Linked DNA regions of Homo sapiens: region 2 is linked to region 1. A link is a contact called in ENCODE Hi-C or POLR2A ChIA-PET data. All regions are on one chromosome and are shown on one strand. The core of a region is the stretch at or near the end of the contact, and the rest is flanking DNA. Distances in the headings are between cores, read along the strand shown.

What was found. A loop is a pair of places that touch in the nucleus more often than their neighbours do. ChIA-PET counts read pairs that join two places held with the same protein, here RNA polymerase II (POLR2A). Pooled maps may share reads with other maps.
Region 2: a map of dorsolateral prefrontal cortex shows a loop between it and region 1 (3-fold over the local background). The contact joins the promoter of LINC01856 here to the promoter of LINC02572 in region 1. A Hi-C loop is called at or near these places in 3 of 168 maps with a recorded cell type or tissue (dorsolateral prefrontal cortex, head of caudate nucleus and heart left ventricle) and 4 of 50 pooled maps. POLR2A ChIA-PET finds 5 or more read pairs at or near these places in 1 of 52 experiments (Panc1).

Annotation. Positions count from the first base shown.
Region 1 is chr2:129,875,796-129,879,359 of GRCh38, reverse strand. It overlaps LINC02572 (long intergenic non-protein coding RNA 2572), which reads left to right and starts at 1,869. Exons shown (of 6, transcript NR_149127.1): 1 at 1,869-1,912. It overlaps LOC105373616 (a long non-coding RNA gene), which reads right to left and starts at 1,481. Exons shown (of 3, transcript XR_923328.3): 1 at 694-1,481. RefSeq lists enhancers at 497-1,052, 1,053-1,609, 1,630-1,924.
Region 2 is chr2:129,921,275-129,924,498 of GRCh38, reverse strand. It overlaps LINC01856 (long intergenic non-protein coding RNA 1856), which reads right to left and starts at 1,322. Exons shown (of 4, transcript NR_110285.1): 1 at 1,218-1,322. It also overlaps the pseudogene PLAC9P1. RefSeq lists enhancers at 386-1,199, 1,200-2,015.

The DNA of each region.
Region 1 (3,564 bases), core at 620-3,119:
TCTCTGTCAAGTAATTTCAAATAACTATCATAAAACCACATTGAAAAAAATTTCAAAACGCCTCAGGTAGAGAACTTCAATTCTTTCTGGAATATGATTAATAAGAGACTGAAAGATGAACCCATGTTTATTGGAGTTGTTGCTTAAATTAATTTTTAAATAGTGCCTCACCACCTAGGGAAAACTAAATCACCTTCTCAATGAAGAGACGCAAGGTAATTTGGAGTCATTAAACAGGCCATTAGGAAGTGTCTCTTGCCTATCGGTTAAAAACCACACACACACACACACACACACACACACAGACACACACACAAATTTCCAATTTAGGATGGTTCGACGTATGATGTTTTGACTTCTTACTGGTGTGATAGTGATACACACTCAATATAAACTCTACTTTGAGTACCCACACAACCATTCTCTTTTTCACTCTCAGTACAGTATTCAATAAATGACATGAGATATTCAACACTTAACTATAAAGTAGGATTTTGCCTAACTCTGAGCACGTTAAAAGCAGGCTACACTAAGCTATGATGTTTGGTAGGTCAAGTGTATTAAATGCATCTTTGACTATGGTATTTTCAACTTACGATGGGTTTACTGGGATGTAACCCCCATGGTAAGTCAAGGAGTATCTGTATATACACCCACAAAACTACGGAGAAACAAGGTATTTCCCAAGCCTACCTTAAAGATAAGCAACGCTATCCCGTTTCCGGGAGCCCAGGGGTCCTGCGCTGAGCAGCGGCCTTCCTTGGGCGTTCCAGCTCTTCTGGGCAGCGCCGGGCGCTCTCACACAAATGCTGCCTCCTTCAGCGCGGGTCTTACAAAGTTGTGCTGTTCTGCATGTTGTTATTTCTAGCTTGTGTTGCACATTTCAGTATTTCCCAAACAGAACATACTGACCATCACTTAATGTTTTCTACATGATTCTAATCATTGTCCATATCCATTCAACAACTTTCAGCGTTCAGGGAAGGCATTAGTGCCCGCTTCTGGGGCTGGACGACGGGGCTATCTGAGAAGAACCGGAGGCCGGGGCTACCTCGGGAGCCTCGCGGCGGGAACGGGTCCCAAGGCCTGCGGCGACAGTACCGGGAGGTAGCCCAGGCCATACACACTAGAGCCTGGCGGAGCTGCTGGCCAGGATGCCAGGGCAGCAGGTGCACGCAGGGCCCTAGCAGAGCTCCTCCAAGAGGGGGTCTTCAGAAATAACCCCTGCGAAGGAGTGGGAGGTGCTCCGGCTGCAGCCCCCCCGGGAATAACCCAATACGTCTATTGACAAAGAAGCCGGCCTACTTTGCTTAAATCCAGAATTTATCAAGCATACATGGTCACAGACCACCCCCTCCTGCTGCTCTGGTATGACATCATTACTTTTTTGAGAACTGTTGTGTTCATCATGCAGAATGCCTTCAGCCAGCCTAACCGCCAGCTTCCTCCGGGATGGGTTTTCCTCACTCTGCAGCCCAGCATGTGGGAAAGACCCTGCGCCTGCTGTGCCCGCCCCCGCGCCCGCCCCCCGACACGCGCGCCCGCCCCCCCACACGCGCGCCCGCCCCCGACACGCGCGCCCGCCCCCCCACACGCGCGCCCGCCCCACCTGGCCCTGTTCCCGCCCCCTCCCCTCCCTGCTTCGCCCTGTCCCCGCCCCCTCCCCAGGCTGTTCTGTCCACCCCTGCTCCTTCCGCTCCCGGCCCGGCCCCGCCCCCGCCCCTCTCCCCGGAAGAATGGGGGCCTCTGCTCACACCAGATTGGTCGGACGGCATCACGTGACCTCATCTCTTGGACTCGCTTGCTATTCCCGAAAAGGGGGAAAGGATTTGGGGGGGACAATCGCGGAGCCTCTCGCTGGCTTTAGGGAGAGAGGGCTGGGGTAGAGGAGAGCCCCAGGGAGCAGGCAGAGGTGGGTTGGCTAGGGCCTTGTGTGACTTGGGCTGAGAAACTTCACTTATTCCCTGGCGCTGGCAGTTGTCAAACTGGGTCTTGTAGATGCTAAGTCTCCATAGAGGTATCGTAGGTATGTTGCAAATGCTTGATTTGAATTGCTTTTTTAAAACAAACGTGTCTTAAATAATTTTTAAAGCTTAAATGATTTTAAAAGACTGCTCAAATGTGCCGTGTCTCATTTATGGTTGTTTATTCACGTGCGAGAGGAGCTGGCTCTGCTATCAACAAAAGGGCTGCTGGTTCCCTCTGGCAGTGATTTTGAAACTTTTTAAGCAGCAAAACCCCCTTCCAAACCGAGAATTCTGCGGTGCTTCAGTCATTAAGACTGATAGAAGCTATATTTATTGGGATAGAGTGATTTTATAATCTTTATTATACAATTGATAACCTAGGGAAAGAAAGATTGAGCTGCAAAGAGGGAAGGCAGAGGAGAAGGGAGATATCACCAGGCTGTAGGTGGGAAAGGGAGTGGAATGGTGGCTTAGACAGGTGCAGGCGGTGTGAAGGACTCACAGGAAGAGAGTCTTGCCTTTCCAGCTCCCAGCTGTTTTTTGCTGATGGATTGGATGTGGGGCCACAGGGTGGCAAGAGAGAAAACCAGGATGACTCCTGAGATTTTGGCTTGAGCAACTGGGCCGATTCTGGTGCCAGTTGTTGAGGTGGAGTGTGGGAAACTGAACATGCCCTCGTGTGTGTGGGGACACTTTTGGGCGGTTACAGGAGGTAGTGGTAACGAATGATAATAGCAGAACATCAGGGTAAGCCTGATAAAGAATTATAAAAATCAGGCCATCAGGGTAAACTCAACGTAACTACTGATGCAAATTGAATAGCTTCTGGCTGTTTACTAAAAACGGAATGAGGGATAGTAACTGTAGCTTTAATTCCATAACAATAGAGCTAAAAATCTACCATAGCTGTGTAGACACTTGCTGACTACCTGAATGCATTCAGGTTTTTTCTAAATAATAGAATTATCTAATCATTCTCTATTTTTTGAATTGGCATGTTCCTTTGGGTGTTGGTTTCCTTTCTGCCCCCACAAGTTTGGTGACAAGGATGGGACACCTTGAGTGAGCCTTTCCACTGGGCAAATTGGAGGATGTGTAGCCATCTTCGGTCAGACAAGAGGCCTTGTTTGCTGAAGTCTTTCTTAAACACATTGACTCATTAAGTCTATCATTTGATTGACCCTACTGTCGTAGCTTACACCAAAGAAAAATTATGGTCATGTGTAAAGCTATATCCTCTCCCTAGCTCAAATACGGGGAATTGAACCTGTAATTAGAGAACTAGAAAGAGAATCATAAAGAAAGGACATTTGCCTTGTAATAGTCTTCCTATATTACCTATGAAAAAGGAAGGGAAACTGACAAAGAAGTTTAGCTTGCTTACATATTTTTACAAAATCTGATAGAAATATATTTTTGGTATGTCTGACAGTTGTAGTACTCAACCTCTTAGCCTCCTATTGTGTGACCTAACTAATTTTAGTAATAGACTTATGTTGAGCTTTCTTTTCTATACCTTCAGCAGAGGAACCAAGGTATCTCTTTGTGTTTACCTATGAAGGCTTTCCATATTGGTGGCAATGCATCCCCCAGGGAT
Region 2 (3,224 bases), core at 73-2,572, 46 kb before region 1:
TTTTTTTTTTTTTGGCAGAGTCTCTCTCTGTCGCCCAGGCTGGAGTGCAACGGCATGATCTCGGCTCACTGCAACCTCCATCTCCCGGTTCAAGCGATTCTCTTGCTTTGGCCTCCCGAGTAGCTGGGACTACAGATATGCATCACCGTGCCCGTTTTCTTTTTGTATTTTTAGTAGAGACAGTTTTCCCACATTGGCCAGGCTGATCTCGAACTCCTGACCTCTGGTGATCCGTCCACCTCGGCCTCCCAAAGTGTTGGGATTATAGGTGTGAGCCATCACGCCTGGCCTAATACTTGAATAATATTTTAAAGCAATTGGTGCTCTTGGTAATTCTATATGTTTTATTTTTTGCATTTAAGGCATTATTCTGAGAAGAGGTCTGTAGGCTTCACCACACTGCCAATGGGGTCCATGGCATACACAGGGAAAAACCATTAAGAACCCTGAGTAAATTTCAAAATCCCAGACCTGTCATTTGGCAGAGACACCACCAGGGAGCAGAATAACAAAAAGAATGTGAGCTCCAGGCTGCAAAGTCCAAAAGGGAGAAGGTAATCTACACGCGCTTTATCCAAACCTGTGACTGAGTGCCAAAAAGGAAGGAGCCTTAGAGAGCGAGCCCCATAGGATATTGTCATCTGGGGAGATTGAGGCAGGTAGGCGCAGAGCCTGAGTGAGGAAAACCCAGGTCCCGCAGCTCCCAGTCCTTTTCCACTGCACCCCACTGGACCGCCAGCTGCTTCTTAGGACCTGGCTAATGAAGCAGAACGTGGCACCACTCCTGTCCTGGACGTTACCCACCTTCTCACTCTAGATGGTAGAGAAGACCGTGGATCACCTGGGGACACAGGTGAAAGGCCTGCTGGGCCTGCTAGAGGACCTGGCCTGGAACCTGCCCGGGGGACCCTTCAGCCCCGTCCCCGACCTCCTCGGAAAAGGTGAGCAGTGCAGGTGGCAGAGGACAGCCTCTGGGCTGCTGTCATCTGGCGCTGTGCAGGCGAGACGGGGACGGCTGCTACGCCGCACAGGTGTAGCCTGGATAGCAGGGAGGGTCCCAGCGCCCCCTGGGGACGGAATCGGGACCGCATCATCCCTGCTCCCCTCCCCTACCACCCCGCCCCCACACCCGGTCGCTGCCTCCCAGCGTCAAATGAGGTTCTGGAAGAGCCGGCCCTAGATGACATCTCAGCACAACCCCGGCGCAGAGAAGCTACCTGCTTCATTGGCCTTCTCACGACTGGAGCTCCTCAGTTCCTTTCATTTCCCCCTGAGGAGCCACTCCTGTTCCACCCCAAAACCGTCGCAGGGAAGACGGGCACCCCCACTGATCAGGCAGGGATGGGGTTGCACTCTGTTCTCTCCTTGATCCCTGTGTCCCTGGCGCAGGAGGAGTTCCCGGGGGCTGGGGAGGGGAGGGAAGGCACTGCTGAGCACCACGGGGGCGGGTACCCTGCAGCACCCCAGCTTGCTCAGTGGAGGCCGCTGCTTTCTTTCAGATGGCTTCTGAGCCCCGGAGCTGGAGCCCAGCAGCTGGAGGTGGTGCACCTGCCAGGCAGCACCCTCTGATAGCCAGCGCTGTCCTCTCGCCTTCCTTCCTCAGCTTCGTGTGAAATAAAAGCTACTGTTTTTGGTCTCCTCTGTGTCTGCTGACAGAGTAACCCGTTTACAGCCCCCTCTCCCTCCACTTCCATGCCTGGGGGAGGCCGGCCACCCCCTCCAGGCTCAGACCTGGGGACACGCCCACTCCCGCCATCTGTGCTTTAGCATTCCCTTATTTATAGGGGCAGATGGAGCAGGGGTTGATTCACAGAGGTGGGGGCCCTTCGAGTGGCCTTGCGTCTCAAAATGTGGCCATAGGTGAGAAGCAAGGGGAGCACGGTCTCAGGACCCACCCGGACTCCTTAATCCAAATCTGCATTGCAATCAGACCCCCAGGGAATTTATGTGTCCATTAAAGAGGTTTGTTGTTGTTTTAAAAAAAATTTCCTATGAAGTGGAATTCAATGTAAAATTCATCATTCTAACCATTTTAAATTGTGTAAGGCTGGGGGCAGTGGCTTACGCCTATAATCCTAGCATTTTGGGAGGCCAAGGTAGGAGGATCACTTGAGCCCAGGAGTTTGAGACCAGCCTGGACAACATGGTGAAACCCCATCCCTACAAAAAATACAAAAATTAGCCTGGCATGGTGGCATGGTGGTGCATGCCTGTAATCCCAGCTACTCAGGAGGCTGGGGTAGGAGGATCACCTGAGCCCTGGAGACCAAGGCTGCGGTGAGCCATGATTGTGCCACTGCACTCCAGCCTGGGTGACAGAGTGAGACCTTGTCTCAAAAAAATAATGATAATAAAATAAATAAATTGTACAAATGCAGTGGCGTCCAGTACATTCAGAAGTTGTGCAGTCATCACCGCCAGTTCCAGAACATTGTTCTCACTCTAGAAAGAAACTCTGTATCTATCAAGCAGTCACATCCCATTCCTGCTGCCCCCCACCCCCCCTGGAAACCACTGATCTCTGTCTCCATGAACTTGCCTCCTCTGGACATTTTAAATACAGTAGTCCTGCTTTATCTGTGGTTTCACCTTCCATGGTTTCAGTTACCTGAAGTCAACCACAGTCCTAAAAGATTAAACTCCAGAAATAAACAATATATGAGTTTTCAATTGCACATCATTCTAAGTGGCGTGATGAAATCCCTCGCCATCCCACTTTGTCCCACCCGGGACATGAACGCTCCCTTTGTCCAGCATGGTCCACGCTGTCTACACTTCCAGCCTGTTAGTCACTTAGGAGCCTTCTCCGTTACCAGGTTAACGGCCACAGTATCACAGTGCTTGTGTTCCAGCAACACTTCATTCACTTAATCAAGACCCAAAGTTCAAGAGCAGTGTTGCTGGCATACGTGGTTGTTTTTCACGTAACTCTCCCTTCACAGAAGCTGGCATATTGTTCTAGTTTTTCTATTTTATTCTTAGCTATTGTTACTAATCTCTTATGGTGACTAATTTATAAATTAAACTTCATAGGTATGCATGCATAGGAAAAAACATAGTATCATAGAAGTAGATACTATTGTAGTTTCAGGCATCCACTAGTGGTGTTGAAATCTATCTCCTGAAGGTAAGGAGGTACCACAGTAAATAGAATCATACAATATGTAGCCTAGCTGTATCTGGCTTTTTCCTCAGAGCATAATGTTTTCAAGGGCCATCTGTAT